2 separate regions of the Mus musculus genome follow, and region 2 is linked to region 1. A link is a loop called in an ENCODE intact Hi-C map of the cell type or tissue named here. Cell type or tissue: gastrocnemius. All regions are shown on one strand.

Region 1 (8,000 bases):
CCATCATTTCAGTGGAATCCTGCCTTGGTTTGTCACTGGGACCTTAGGAGAAGGAGTGGCTGTTTCTTACATCTCCTGCTGGGAAAGCCTTTTAGCTACAGCTTGCAAGATAAACGCTTTTCTTTCTTTCTTCTCTTGAAACAATGTCTCACACAGTCCATGTTGAGTTCAAACTCGCTAGTCAAGGATGATCTTGAACTTTTTTTTTTTAGCTATCTTCAGACACACCAGAAGAGGGAGTCAGATCTCATTACAGATGGTTGTGAACCACCATGTGGTTGCTGGGATTTGAACTCAGGACCTTTGGAAGAGCAGTCAGTGCTCTTAACCGCTGAGCCATCTCTCCAGCCCCGACCTTGAACTTCTGATCCTCCTCTCTCCACCTCCTAAATGGAGTAACTACAGGCCTGCAGCTCCATGACCAATCACATGGTGCTGGGGATGGGACTCAGATTAGTGAGGGCTCAGGCATTCTCCAACCTCCAACTGCACTACATCCCCAGTGGTCTTCAATTCAAATTGAAATGTTGTAACAAAAACAGGCCCCAAGGGACTTAAGATGAACTCAGTCATCTCCAGGTGGCTCCATTCTGGCCCAGCCTTCAGAGTTGACTCACCTGTTCACACTGAAAGAAACTGGCACACTCCTGTGTGTCAGCTGGGACGCCTGGGCTCACGGAGACAGGTGGCGGATCTCTGCCTTCAGCTCTGTCCTAGAAAGTCAATGATGTCTTTCTATAGGGTTCAGGCTCATGAGCAAAATTACTAAAGACACAGGGCTTCTTGGGATCTTAGATGGGAACCAGCCAGTGTCCTTCTGGCCATATCACACTGATCAAAGCAGTCACAGGGAAGCTCAAAGCCCAGGTTCAAGGCAGAGGGAAGAGCCTTCGGCTGTCACAGAAGAGTAGGGGTGGCCAAGAGTGAGGTCTTCAGTAGTCAGCACCCTGAGTGTCCCATGGAGCTAGCCCAGCCTCCTCCACTCAGGGTGAGGAGATGGGGTTGGCAAAGGGTGGAGGGTCAGCCTCACAAAGGGGCTTAGAGGAACAGAGCAGGCCCATTTCCAAGGCTGCTGGCTCCTGGGCGGGGCTCCCTCGCCAGGCAGGCTCCAATGCCAGCTCTGTTTGCACATGCTAGTATTTGCAATCAGAAAGTTCAGTGGTCCTTCCAGTGTGCTTAAATTAGTCCCATGAAAACCAAATCATTTCATTTACGGAGAAGGGCTTAATTGCCAGGAGAACGAGGCAAAGGGAATTCTGTTGCCTGTTTTCATTGAAGAAAATTACCGTACTTTCCCCTGTCTCCTTACGAGACAGAAGCAGCCCGGAAGCTGGGCTGCCATCAACAGCGAAGCATCTCCCGGTCTTGCTTCTCAGTGTCCATTTGTCATTCTGCACGTTCAGGTCCTCTCTCCTTACAGGAGACTGGGATTGCTCATCTTCCCAGCCTGGACAACCTGGCTTGGGGGCACTCAGTGGCCAGTGCTCTCCTGATGTACAACAGTTGCTCATGCTTGCAGTGCTCTATGCACGCTGTGAGGTGAGGGCCCTACCCACATTCCCCTTAAAACGCAGTGACACATCTACTCCTGACCTTGGCCGACCCAGCCTGGTCTTGCAGGCAATGGAAATTTTCTCCTTGGGATGTCAGGATGGACCAACTCTTCAGTGAGGCAGGCAGCAGGAACAGTACCTCTGCCAGGCAATGGGTAGCGCTAGGATCTCAGCAGGTAAGAGAGAAGGGCTTAATCCCTCAGGTTAGAAAGGAAAACAGAAAACAAAGTCCAGTCAGCCTGAGCAGAAGCTGAAGGATTAAGGCCTTAGGGGTTCGGAGTCCAGCTCTTCTTCTGGGACGGAGGTTCCTGTTTATTGGCTGAATATTTATAGCGTGGCAGACGTGGGCACACTTCAGGGGAGAGGATCAAAGACACACATGGCCATGAGAAGCAGAGACTGGTGCAGTTGTGGCCAGATGACACTAAGTGAAATTTGTAGCAAGCCAGGGGCTGGAGAGATGGCTCAGTGGTTAGGAGCACTGACTGCTCCTGCCGAGGACCTGGGTTCAGGTGCCCAGACCCAGGCTGTGCAGCTCACGACCACCTGTACCCATATTCACAAGCAAATGCCCACACAATTAAATACATTAAAAATGATTTTTAAAAAAAGGTAGCAAGCCAGATGCTACAACAGAGGGAAAGGAGGGGTAAACCTGAAAGAAGAGAGGCGTGGGGTATAGGTGTAACCTCAGATAGGGAAGGTGAGCGGGAACAGGACTGAAAGAGGGGGCAGAAGCCCACGGGCAGGGTAGTCAGGGGGACATGGAGCAAGTGAGTAGTGACTGCAGAGACCCACAGGCAGGAGTTGTTCGGGTCCAGGGAGTGTAGAGGAGAGACTGATCCCCCGCCCTGCCCCCTTGCTACAGCCCAGAGAGGCTGCTCAGGGTCTCCAGCTGGCCACAGCAGGGCACAGCTGTCCTGCGGATGCTGGCGCCATGCTTTCCCCATCTGGGCAAACATGCGCATAGATAGCACCATGTCCATCCAGCTGCCTGCCTCTGTTGTCCCTCCTGTGTCCGAGGGACCCTCTTCGGGGGACACAGTTGAAGAAACTGCCTAATGTCCCAAGGAGAACTTTCTGGGACAATTGGGTGACATGTCTGCTCTCCTGTCCCTTCTGTCTGGGAGAGGAAGGATAATGGATTTGAGTGTGCGTGTGTACCTCAGCGTGGGGACTGTCTAAGCTCAAAGTCAGTGGTGCATTAATTAAGGGGAACAGCTGCTACCCAAGTTGTCTGATAAAAGAGTGACGGATGGCTGTGTTCACCTTTGTCGTGAGTAGAGAGCCTCTGGGAGGCAGCTCAGAGCTCCTGGGTGTGTGTCCACGCTGAGATTTGTGGGGAACAGTCTCCCTCGCCTTCCTGATGCTTCTTCAGCGGCATGCGGAGCCCAGGAGAGCTGCTTATCACCCAGGTCTGCAGCCTGGGATCATGTTGGACAGAGCAGTAGAACCACCCAGGGTGAGTGCTGGCCCAATATGCACAAAGCCCACCAATCAATTCCCTCACACTGCACAACCCAGCATGGCAGTGCACACCTGGAATCCCAGCACTTGGGAGGCAGAGGCAGGCAGATTTCTGAGTTCGAGGCCATCCTGGTCTACAGAGTGAGTTCCAGGTTCCAGGACAGCCAGGGCTATACAGAGAAACTGTCTCGAGGAAAAAAAAAAAAAAAAAAAGCAAGCCCGCTGGCACGGCTGAGCATAGCTGATGAGCTCCCAAAGTGTAGCCTGCGAGCTGCTCTGAGCGCTGGCTCTCAGGCCGAGAATTGCTTCCCGTTGAGCTGGCTTCTGCTCTCCTTCCCAGGCACAGCCATAGGTTAGTTTTCCCACTTCAGACAAAACCTGCCAAGGGAAAACTTTCCACGGAGACAGAAGAGGGACACACAGGCTGGTTTCTTCCTGAGTTGTGCACTGGGCCCCGCTACAGCTCACCAAGCAGGTGTGTGTGGCAGGAGTCTGACAAGCCCGTGTCCACACAGATGGGGCCAAGTGTGGACAGGAAGGAGGCCAGGACTGGCTATGACCACAGTACATAGCTAGGTTACCTTGTTTCTGGGCCACTAGCCTTTCGGACTAAGAGGTGAATGCCTATAGCTTGTTTTGCAGCTTTCTGAAAGCACCCCAACTCTGTCACAGCCCATCACCAATGCTGGGCCCAGAGACAGGAAGCTGCCTCCTTCAAGGGCTTACCAGCTCCGTGCAGCTTCCCTCAGAAGCCCTGGGAGCCTTGGGACCAGGGGCTCAGTGCTGAGTCCACATGGCTACCCTGCAACTCAAGTGGCTGTAAGCAGCTTACCTAACTCCCAGGGCCAGGGCAGCCTGGCCCTGTCCAGCCCTCCGCTGTAGGGAGACAGAGGAAGCACCACAAATAAAACCACATCCGTTCTCAATAAATATTTTATTTTTCCAACAGTTCCACCCCCAATACAAAAGCCATTGTCTTCTGGCTGGGGCCTGCTCAGTCCCGGTCCTGCTGACCACCCAGACACACGGCAATGAGCATACTGCTACACGGAGACCGAAATGAGCATACTGCTACATGGAGACCACACTTTATTAAGAAACAGAGACCAGCAATAGGTCCAAAAGGGGGTGTCTTGTGTCTTCTGGAGGCAGCTGCACGTCACCTCCAGGGGCTGTCCTCCTGCTGCTGTAGGTGAGACCCGCCTGAAGAGTTGCTCGAAAGCCTCCCTCTCAGCTAATGAGGCCCCCCACTGGGTGTATTTAGAGCAGGTCCTCCATAGCCGAGGGCTAATGGCCCACACTACTCCATGTGGCCTGCAGAGGGCAGTGTGCAGCCACGATGCTGCACCCTACCTGTGTGGCTAAGCAGCCAGGAAGCCTGTGCACAGTAAGTAGGTGAGGAGGCTGAGCTCCACCCTGGCTCAGGTGGCACTGCTGACCTGTGAGCAGCTCTGAGGCACAGGCAGCTGTGGCTGGACTCCCCACGCCTTCCAGACCCCAGCCACCTCTGCTTGGTCCCCTCCAGCTGCTCCTACCTTCTATAACATCGTCCCCTTCTGGACAGAGGCCCATGCAGGAGTGGGCTGGGTTCCTCCCCTCCCCTTAAGCTCCCTGGAAGCGAAAAGGCACATGGACCAAGCTTTGCCCCACCACCCAACCCACCTTCCAAGCGAGGGGCTTCAGGATCACCGTGCTGTCTAGCTGTGTGCAGGACCTCCAGGGTTCCAACCACTGCCCATCTTTTTATCCAGGGAGAACAAGCCACTCTCCCCTGTCAGTCAGTAATACTGACATAGAGGAAGGGCTCCCCTGTTCTCCCGGCTACCCTAAGTAAGCCCACATGTTCCAGACCTGAGACCCGGAGGGCAATCAAGGCAGGTGTGAATGAGCACCAAAGGTCTGTGTCCTTGCCCCAGCTGGGTGGCTGGGTCAGGCTGGCGGTAACAGGCCCTGCCCTATCGCTCTGAATCAGAGAAAGAGGAAGGCTTAGTCCATCTCCACACCAGCATGTCCTCCCCGGCCACTCGGTGGGACTCAGTCTGGATCCGAGATTCATTGGAAGCCAGGAATTCCACAGCACGGTCCCATACTCGCTTCATGCGCCGCCTGAAAGGAGAAGGTAGCGCTCAGCTGGGTCAGGCTGAACCACTCCATTCCCACAGAGGGGCGGGCATTCCTAAGCTCTACCACACTTGGATAAGCCAGCAGTGGACATGTTGATAGGGCAAAGTGAGGCACTGGGGATTTCCTCACCTCCTGTGCGCCACAAGCCTTGGTACAGAGCTAAGGGGCTGGCGGTGATGGGTACCCAGGACCACGTGGGGACTGTGCTTAGCTCAGATGCACCCCTTGTAGCATAGAGGACATGCGGGTGTGAAGATGAACCAAGATGGGAAAGCCACCCCCAACACGGTCCTGAAATCTTTTTTGTTGGGAAGGGGACCCACAAAACAGTGATTGGCTCCGGCTGACTCCTAAAGATGTGTCTCTGCTCACAGGCATCACTTGTCCCTGTCCTCACAATGCTGGGAATTTGGATGCTCTGATTACCCAACATGCTACAGACACAGAGCTCGGAGGATGGGGTGCCAGCCTCAGGCCAGGTCCCCAGGAGGCAGGAAACAGCACCTCGTCGGCAGGAGGGCCTGACCCACCAGTGGCTTCAATCAGCTCCCTCACTCGTGTCTCCTTTGAGGCCCCAAGTGTGCCCTTACCTGGCAGACGGGGGCTCAGACCCACTACAGGTCAGCTCTGCACCACTGTACCAGCATGTGAGGTCTAGGTGACATGGCTGCAGTCAGGGTGCCAAGCCAGCTCTGGCTATGTTCTCACGGGGAAATGTGTTGATATCAGGCAAATCAAAGGGCCAACAGCACTGTGCAGTGCTTGTGTGCCTGGAACTAGCATGCCAAACTCCAAGGCCACCTCCTCAGCACCTGTGGGACCAGCCACTGCCCCGTGTCACATGGTTTCCTATGCTTCCTCCTCCTGCTCTCATGTCCACCAAGGTGTGGACTCTGGGTCTCCACTTGCGCCGCACACAATGAGTGGAGCGGTGTGGCCTGAGTGCCTCGCTGTTCAGGGCAGCCCTCTGCGAGGCAGTGTGAGCCCACTGTATGAGAAAGAGGCTCACAGAGGCTGGCTAAACAGCGTGCAGCAGGGCCAGGACAGGACAGGAGTCTGGGTGCAGCAAATGGCTTCCCCGGGGAGATGGAGAGCTGAGGATCACCTGAGGACCCACAGGCTGACCTCTCAGAGACACAGCGGCCCACTGTGGGCAGAAAGCCCTGCCTGCAGCCTGTGGGAAGATGGAACCCAGCAGCTGTCCAATGCATGTTGCTGGAGAGCAGCCAGGACTTTTGTTCACGGGATAACTGCTACTAGTGGCCTCGGCCCTGACAAGGTGTCAGCTGAAAATGACCCAGGGGCAGGGCAGAGACAGGGACCCCAGCACTCAGGAAGCTACCCCACAGGGATTGTCAGTTCAGGGCCTGCCTGGGCTACAAAATAAGATTCTGTTTCAATGAAACAAAACAGACAAAATCCCAGACCTGCAAATGCTCTTCTCATCTGATTCCCTGGCTACACAGAAGGGTAGTGCAGGGGACAGGGCCTGGTGGCAGCTACACAGAATGCTACCACAGCAGTCTCACCCATACATGGGCCCGCCACTATTCTCATGTCTGTGAGCCACGTGAGGACCAGGAGAATGTGTAACCTGTGGGACGTGGCACATGGCACGTGGCAGGGGACACTCAGCTGGAGAATAGCCCAGTCTGTACTGACACCAGGGAGGACCCTGCCGAGGCGCCATCCCCACTGTCCAGTGTATAGCTTCAGGGTCATGGCTGCAAAGTGTCAAAAGTTCCCTCCCTTTCCTTGCCAGTGACTGACTCAGAGAAACTGATGCTGGTCCACGGGACCCTAAGGCTGTTCTCAAAGGCTGCTGGGAGGGTTTCTCTTGCTTGGGAGACAGTGCCTGGTAGCACGGGACTTGGCTGGGAACGAGAGTGTCTACAGCTAGCACCACTGAGGGGACTGGGCCTCAAACTGGCACAGTCTGTGGAGGTCTGCTGATGGCCTGGTCCTCCTGCTTGGCTCTTCTGCCACAAAGCCAAGCCAGCAGCATGGGGCAGGCAGTCACTCACAGGAGGTGAGGCAAACTGATCCTCTGGGGCTGCTGATGCTACGGCCTGGGCGCCCTCCCACGTCTCAGCCCCCCCTGCCCCGCCCCCGGCAGGACTCACCGGCTCTGTGGGGGGATTAGACTGTCCCGCACGTGGAGGATGCCCACGTAGGGGTAGCGCTCCATGTCCTGTTCCCAGTCCACATAGTGGTCCTGAACCACATCTGGAGAGAGAGCGAAGCAGTTAGCACTGGCCTAGTGGGTCTGGGGTCCTCCCCTGGGGGACACGCACCTATGATCTTCTTCACCATCTCATACATGGCCTGCTCCTCCTCCTCCAGCTTCCGCCAGCGGTACTTCAGGAGGATCAGCAGCCCCCACAGGAAGGCCAGGCCTGGAACACAAGGAACACCATCCCTACTGAGCAGGGACAGGCTGCTGTCACCTAGGTGTCCAGGTCCCCACCCCAGCCCAGCTTAGCCTCACACCATCCTCTCCCTTATGGGCCAGAGCCTGTGTTGTACACCAAGTGTCTGCACATCTGAGATCCGGCCAGCTCAGTGTGGGGGACGCCCTGCACAGGGCAGCCCACAGTCTGTTCCAGGCTACCTTGAAGGCTCCTGTCTCCACTCCCCAGCCTTTCCCTTTAAGACACATCTCAGGCTCTCCCTCCCTCCCGAACTCCACATCCTCCCTGCCTGTACCCACCTCTGCAGAGGTTTGCAGCTTTCTGCAGTAAAATTAGGCCAAGGTCCCACAGCACCTCCTGAGTGGAGCCGGTCTGTGTACTGGGACCCTGACTGGGCCTCGGGAAGCAGCAAAGATTTCCACAGGGCCCAGCATCTCTAACAAGC
Region 2 (8,000 bases), 330 kb after region 1:
ACTTACGGACTCTCTGACAAATGGCCGAGGTCGCAGCCATGCCTTACCCTCTGACCCTGAGGGTTTCCATCCTGTCCCCCCCCTAGACCAGCCAATCAGGTAGAAATGTCTATTTAAATACAGCTGCACCCTGGCAGAATGCAGAGAGCCAAGTCACCATGCAGGCACCCAGGGGTCAGAGGTCACCTTGACTTGGGGTTGCAAGATCAGGGTAGGGACTGCAGGAAATCAGTGCCACCTGCTCCTAGAATCACACAGCCCTTTCGTGCAGAAGACAGAAACCAAGTCTCAAGGGCACAGACACTGGCAAATTTTCTCACTCGGTCTTAGGGACAGGAAGGGACAAGGCTTAGCTATCTCTCTAGATCCACACCGTCCATCTGTCTTTACAGGCAAACAGCAGAAGGTAAGGACAGGTATCCAGCATGGCTGGGCTAAGCTACACCTCCCAGAACCACAGCACCTGCCACAGGAGGACTCCAAATGGAAGACATTCCGCAGTGTCCCAGGCACCCCTTAGCACCCTGCATCATAGGAAGAGGATACAGGACAAGAGATCAGGGGGACAGGGGTCTCTCTGCCCCTTGCCACTAACATGAAGACTGCACACAGGGGCCAGGGCAGGAGGAACATCAGACAGAGAGGCAGAAGAGAGCAAGGGCGCTTCCAGGCCCACATTGCTTCCCAACTGTTGCTCCAGGGTTTCCTGGTCTGAAAGCGATTTCCTTGGTCAGCCTCAATTTCCCAGCAGTGAAGAAGGAGAAGCAGGGGAGGCTGGGAAAATGTCTGCTCCAGCGTCGAGCCATGGCATGAAAACCCAGAGAAGACAGAGATCTCTCCTGCCCCTGAGCTAGAGAGCAGAAAGTGGTCTCGTGCACCCAAGGACCGCGAAGGCTAGTTCATGGAGCACCCGCTGCCTCGAACCTTTGAATGGCTGGGAATGGGAATTTCTCAGATAGGCAGGCCTCCAGGGTGGGAAGCTTTGGGACAAGGGCCTTGAAGGATGCACGGGTTTAAAAACCAAAAGATCCAGATGTGAGGGGTGTAACACAGCAGGACACACCTGAATCCTCCAAAGGCCTCTGACTGCCGCCTGTCTGCACAGTGAATGCACAGAGCATACAGCTGGCGCTCAGAGACCAGTGAGAGGCTGACTTCCCTGACAAGAAAGGCTGCCTCCTACCCTGCTCCTTTCCACTCTCTCCTCCCCTTTCCCTGTCTCTCTTTTTTTTTTTTTCTTAAGACTCAGGATTTCTCGGCTTCTTTGCCACTCTGCAATTTAAAACTACTTATCATCTCTCCCGCTCTCCCCACACGTCCAGGGGCTGTCAGCCGCGAGCCAAATGTCATTAGGATGGATGTCACAAGCCCAGATGTCAAAATACAATTAACATTTAAAATCTCCTCCCGCCCTCAGCCTGGTGGCCAGCCATTCCGCAGCTCCTTCGGCTGAGTGGCAGGGCCCCTGAGCTCCAAGAAGAGCTGCCAGGTGACAGGCACAAGAGAGGACACCATCCAGCCGGCTACTTGGACTGATGCACAGGCCTACAGGGGGACAGGGGAGGAGAGGGGAGACCTGGAGCAATGTCAAGCTTCCCCCCTGCAAAACCCCTCCCCCCAAGTCTCCTCCATCCTGTCTTCCTGCTGAACCTCATCTGTTGTCCACATCTCAGGACATTCTGCCTCTGCCCTGCCAACACTCTTAGGCCTGCTGTCCTATCTGGTGCTGTCCCAGCCTGGCCATCAACTGAATCATAATATGGTCTGCCACTCAACTCTAGCCTGGATGGGAAAAAAAGGAAGGACCAGGAGTAAGGCACCCCCACGATTGGGGCTGGTGCCACACAGCCCAGCTGATAGGTGAGTGGGGTGCCCCTCTGTCAGCCACCCCCCCCCCACTGCAGCCCTGGCCTATTTAGGAAAATGCTGGACAGCGGCCATGGAACTGTATCTAACTGTAGGGGACCAGGATGGACAGAAATCTGGAAACGCCACCGGACAGTTCACTGCCAGCCGCCAGAGGAGGCCATCGATCCAAGGGCTTCTCTGAGGTTATCTTCAGACGGAGCACACAGCACCATGAAAGCTGGGCTGACCCAGAAAAAAAGCCCATGGAGGTTGCAGGGAGGGGAACAGGATCTCGTGCCTTGGCCAGGGGCAGAGGTCACAGCTGCAAGGACACACCCCCAGTCCCTGGTGACCTCTGACTCCGCCCCTCCTGCCTTTGCCTCTCAGCCACCTCACCCCTGCGCAGACCCCCAAAGAGGACAAAGCAGGCTGGGGAAGAAAAGCTTACACCGCAGGCTCCTACCCTCGTGGGCTGCATTCTAATGGCGTTTGATTGGATCGGATGCGCTCTTAATTCCCTCCTGGGACATCAGAAGGAGGGTAGGGAAGAATCTTTAATTCATCAAACTGAAATATTAATAGACTTTCAACCAGCTGGAGTGGGACGTGGGGCCCCCACAATGGAAAAAGAGAGGGACAGGCAGGCGAAGGTGGGAACGGCAGAGGAGGAGAAGAGCTGTCCCCACCCAGGGTGGGGTTGTGTCACTGGGTGCGGGAAGAAAAAGTTTGTAAGCTTTCAGGTGGGCCACCAAGACCACGTGAGTCAGCCACTCCTGTAACAACCCACACGGGGGATCAGAGGACACTTAGAAGCCAAGCCAAAGTTACTAGGCCAGTGTGGCACGCAGATCCCAGGACCCTGGAGAAACCAAGTCAGCTTAGCCCAGTGCTCAGTCTCAGAGACCCCAAGGCAGGATCCCCACCTGATGTCAAAGACGCCATTCCAAGGCAACTCTCCCTCCACACTGCCCAGGTGCAGGCTGCCGAGAAACGAGCCACACCACGGCCCGGAGAACACAGACCAAGGAGGCTGGGGTAGTCAGCCAAGGTGTTCTACTTAGCACACATCTGTGGGCTCAGGAGCATCTAATTTGAGGCCAGCCTGGGCTACACGAGGAAACCCTATCTCAACACAGCACCAATCCAGGATCACAAGAGGGTGTAGTCCCCTGGAGCTAACATGCCCCAAGGTTCAAAGCTCCACGGCCCACACCAAAGCCACAGTCACAGTGCAGTCAGGCCACCCCTATCTACAGCATCTCCTCTACAGAGAGGCAACACTCCATGGGTCAGGTTGGGCAGATCTGGAGGCAGCACCCAATGGCCCCCTCTCACCCTCTGTCCAGATCCCTTCTCTACCCCCAACTCCCCCTCAACCTTATAAGCCCAAGTGGAGAATTTTAGGGTACTCATGTCCGTGGTTCTCCTCCCAAAGATGGAGGAATTATGTGTCTCCTCCATTTCTATACCTTGTAATGTGTAACTAATGTTATCTGGGCACATGATCAGTGGGCTATCTCTTACCAAGTTTAGGCTTCAGAAAGTGTGGAAATGGACCAAAAGCAGCAAAGAACATGAGAGGCCTAGGGTGGGGTGGGGGGTCCTGCAGGGCCCCGACCCTCCCCTGCACCAGTAGCAGCATGAGTGAATTGTTCTAAGGATCGTCCACAGGATGAAATTCCCTTTGGCCTCGGGCCACCACCTTCAAATAGAGATGGGCTCTCAGGTGCCGGCGGCGAGCAGAACCTGGGTACGCTCCCATCGCGGGCCTGCAGCGCCGCCTCGTGGCCGAGCGGCCTCACTGCACGCGCTGGCCGGCCGCTGGTGCGTCCGCGGATCTGAGCGGGACCCAGGCTCAGGTGTGAGTTGGCAGGAGCGGGAGGAGGGGGAGACGCCGGGATGCAGAGAGTTGTTTTCACCTGAACAGATTCCGGGAGGAGGCAGCGGGGGTGGCAGGGCCCCTATTTCAGGACCATTTTCCAGCTGGGCCGCCGCCCTCAGATTCGTGCGCAGCCACTCACCTGCAATGACGACAAGGCTTTTCTAATCCACATATGCCCTTTGAAAGAGACCCGTGCGGGTCCCCGGTTTCTTGAGTGGGCTGCGATGCCGAGGTGTGGAAGCCAGCAAGGATGGGTAGAAAGTTGTAACCGTCAGCCTTTCCCAATCCCAGTTCCCTCCTTCTCTCACCCTTGCTGCACGCTCGAACCACAAGGACTCCGACTAAGTTTGAGGCTGCACCTCAAACCAGCCAAACCCAAATCTATGCAAAACGCCCGTGATTTCTCTTTTGTAAACTTAACCCAAGTTACAGTCATTTGAAAACAAGCAAACTCTATTGAGAAAAACCACCATCAGTTTGGCCTGTAGGAAAGGCTGGGGGTGGGGGTGGGGGTTCTCTTGATTAATTGATGTGGAGGACCACAGTTTCATCCTGAGACAAGTGTAAGAAGGTAAGCTAGACCCAGGCATGGAAGCAAACAGGTTCGATCCCAGCATTCAGAAGGCAGCCATGGCTACCCAGGGAGACATGTCTGAAAAGAAAGGGCAGCCATGGCAGTTACTGTCCTGGTGTGGACAGCGAGCAGTGACTCTCCGTGTGTCTGTGTTGACTCCTGACTAGGTTTACATCACTGATGGGCTGTGATCAGGGCCCCGTAAGCCAAGTGCGCCCTGTGTTCTCCAAGTTGCCTTTGGGCTACATCTTTATCACAGCAATAGACAGCAGACTTGCACAAGGTCCCCAGCCTCGAACTCTCCAAAATAGAGCAGGGACTCAGTGCACACAGCTGCACTCTCAGTGCAGGGAAGGAAGGCTGTCCTGAGGTAGCCCCCTCCTCAGCAACCCCAGAGATGTGTGGGGTGACAGGGGAGGCGACAAAGAACTCAGCCTCCTGAGCATTGTCAGCCCTAGCAAGGCCAGGCTGATATTCCCAAGAGAGGTGTGACATTTGTGCCTCTGTGTGTACCCATGTGTGTATCTCTAGAGCCAGAGGTTCAATATGTCTTCCCTAATAGTCTCTCCTTACTGGGGGGGGGGGGGTGGACCGTTTCAAGACAGGGTTTCTCTGTGCAGCCCTGGCTGTCCTGGAACTCACTCTGTAGACCAGGCTGGCCTCGAACTCAGAGATCCACCTGCCTCTGTCTCCCAAGTGCTGGGATTAAAGGTGTGTGCCACCACCACCACCTGGCTCTTCCTTACCCCTCTTTGTTTTAACTGTGGCATGGTTTGTTTTATTTTAATTGGTAGGTTACTTTGTGAAGACACCATCTCACTATTTGGGTCCACCTGGTCTTGAACTTACAGAGATGTACAAATAACAGAGATAGGAGTGGAGATGGTGGGCAGAGGGGCTGGGGTGTTCCATGGTCTACCCTCAGACAAGGGACAGAGGGCTTTATGTGGGACTCTGCCATCTTGGGCAGAGAGAAGGGGTTGAGATGGGGGTGTGGGGTGTCCTTTAACCAAATGGCTTATCTTGGCTTAGATGAATGGGCCTTCAAGCTCTACCCAAAAATGTTCACTAGACTGGGCCATCAGGATGGCTTTTTGGCCTCGCCAGTGGAAGCAAGATGATGAATGTCATCCTTTGGAAAGCGTCGCAATAAGACACACACGCTGTGCCACCACTGTAGCTCCAAGGCCTACCACCTTCAGAAGTTGACCTGTGGCAAGTGTGGCTCCCTACTGAGCACAAGAGAAAGTATAGCTGGAGTGCCAAGGCTAAGAGACGAAACACTACCGGGACTGGTCAGATGAGGCACCTAAAGATTGTCTACCGCAGACATGGATTCTGTGAAGGAACAACACCTAAACCCAAGAGGGCAGCTGTCGCAGCATCCAGTTCATCTTGAGGATTCCAATCAGTCAAAAAAAAAAAAGATGGTTCATGAAAGAGGAAAGAAGGAAGGAAGAAGGAAGGAAGAAGGAGGAGGAAGAAAGAAGAAGAGAAGAGGAAGAGAAGGAAGAGGAGGAGGAGAGGGGGGGTAGAGAGAGAAGCACAGGGCTTGCCATCTCCCTAGGACCCACATGGGCCTCTCCATGCAGCCCTTATGCAGAAAATAGGAAACCTGAGGTCACAGCAACCGGCTGGCTCAGGCCAATATTAAGCAAAAATAAGACACAATCATAAGAAGTGAATTGGCACCTGATGGTCATTGCCGGCTGAGGTGTCTATCAGTTCACCACAAGGATCCCGGTGACTGTGACCTCACACAGAGCTTCAGGGAACACAAAGGTCATCACCCCTGCCCTGCCCTCACAGCCGGAGACCTGGAACGTGCAGCTTCCGTCCCCAGCCAAGTGGAGGGACAACGCCTGAGGATGAAGGCCTGTGCCCAGTGAAGCCCAGGGCCAGGTGGGGACTCCCTGCAGAGGAGTGACAGCAGGGCCGGGAGCCAGGCAGGGCATGCAGAGGGGCTGATGGCTGTGGATTGAGCAGAGACCTCCAGGGACCAAAAGAGTCTGACCATGTCTGAATTAGACAGGGGCTGAGGGGTGGGAGGGTGATGGGGGAGCTGAGAGGATGTGTGGAGGGGAGACAGCGAGCTGTGGAAACCAAGGGCCTACAGAAACATGAAGACAAGAATGGCTCATGTCTTTAATCCCAGCACTTGGGAGGCAGAGGCAGGGGTATCTGTGAGTTCAAGGCCAGCCTGGTCTACAGAGTGAGTTCCAGGACAGCCAAGGCTACACAGTGAGACCCTGTCTCAGTGCACACACACACACACACACACACACACACACACACACACAGAGTTCCAGGACAGCCAGGGTTACACAGTGAGACCCTGTCTCAGCACACACACACACACACACACACCCCAAAAGGGTCTAGGGCCGCAGCTCAGTTGTACATGCAGGAAGCATCGAGGTCAGTCCCCAGCAGCAGTGTGGTCGTCCACACCTGCAGTCCTAGGAGGCTCAGAAGATAGCATCACCCTAAGCCACAGAGCTAGGTCCAGGCCTGTCCATCTGAAAACAAAAGGAACCAAATCAGAAAAGCCAGCGAGGCCAGGCAGTGGTGGCACATGCCTTTAATCCCAGCACTTGGGAGGCAGAGGCAGGCAGATTTCTGAGTTCAAGGCCAGCCTGGTCTACAGAGTGAGTTCCAGGACACCCAGGGCTACACAGAGAAACCCTGTCTCGAAAAAAAAAAAAAAAAGAAAGAGAGAGAGAAAGAGAGAGAAAGAGGAAAAGAAAAGAAAAGACAAGATAAGACAAGCCAGCAAGACCATTTGTCAGGCGACCAGAGCGTGGAGAGAAACTACCGACCCCATAATAGTGTCCTTGGAGTTCACGAAGGGAGGGGGAAGGAGGGGAAGGGGAACGTCTACACTAGGTTAGATTAGGAGGCGGCATCCCTTGGGAAGCCCCGGAGCCACTGTCCTGCCCTGGTGGAATGACCCCCTTCAACTGTGAGCCAAGCACACTCTCCTTCCCTGAAGCTGCCTTTGCCTGAATCTTCTGTCTCAGTTGTGAGTGAGCCCGGCTTTTGGCAGCTGAGAGTCTCTGCAGTCCTGGATGTTTTTTGTCCTAGCAACCAGACAAGGAATGGCGGGCTTCAAGCAGAAGACAGCACTCTGTGTGTGCTGCTAGGGCCAAGCCTGAGTCTGCGTATCAAGGGCACACGGCCATTAAGCCACCTCCTTAGCCCTCTTGAATTTCTTTGTTTGAATGTGTGTGGGTGTTTTGCGTGCATGTCTGTCTGTGTATCAAATGCAGGCCAGGTGCCCTTGAAGGCCAGAAGACAGTGTTAGATTCCCTGGAACTGGAGTTAACAGGCTGTTGTGAGCCATCATATAGGAGCTGGGTATCAAACCCGGGTTCTCTGCAAGAGTGAGTGCCCAGTGCACTTAACCAGCAACTCCACCTGGAACTTTCATTTTTCTAAACCTTTTTTTTTTTTTTTTGATTTTTCGAGACAGGGTTTCTCTGTATAGCTCTGGCTGTCCTGGAACTCATTCTGTAGACCAGGCTGACCTCGAACTCAGAAATCTGCCTGCCTCTGCCTCCAGAGTGCTGGGATTAAAGGCGTGCGCCACCATGCCCGGCCTAAACCTTATTTTTAATGATGGCTCTTTTTTTTTTTTTTTTTTTTTTAAGATTTATTTATTTATTATATGTAAGTACACTGTAGCTGTCTTCAGAC

What was found. A loop is a pair of places that touch in the nucleus more often than their neighbours do. Peaks named below come from ENCODE experiments on the same cell type or tissue, not always from the same donor. Only the 100,000 strongest peaks of a DNase experiment are listed, where the experiment ranks them.
Region 2: a loop joins it to region 1, with 6 times the contacts of the local background. A loop is called at or near these places in 23 of 42 quality-filtered maps.

What each region holds. Positions count from the first base shown.
Region 1 is chr17:27,185,665-27,193,664 of GRCm38, forward strand. Lemd2 (LEM domain containing 2) reads right to left here. Exons shown (of 9, transcript NM_146075.2): 7 at 7,439-7,540; 8 at 7,268-7,370; 9 at 3,936-5,126. The coding sequence ends at 4,976. Among named protein-coding and RNA genes, the nearest start is that of Lemd2, 15 kb to the right of the region's middle. In gastrocnemius, a CTCF peak has its summit at 4,332 (motif pointing right); DNase peaks (open chromatin) are centred at 3,371, 4,334 and 6,342.
Region 2 is chr17:27,517,142-27,525,141 of GRCm38, forward strand. It overlaps the pseudogene Gm16005. Among named protein-coding and RNA genes, the nearest start is that of Grm4, 7.7 kb to the left of the region's middle. In gastrocnemius, no CTCF peak of the experiment used is centred here; a DNase peak (open chromatin) is centred at 3,620.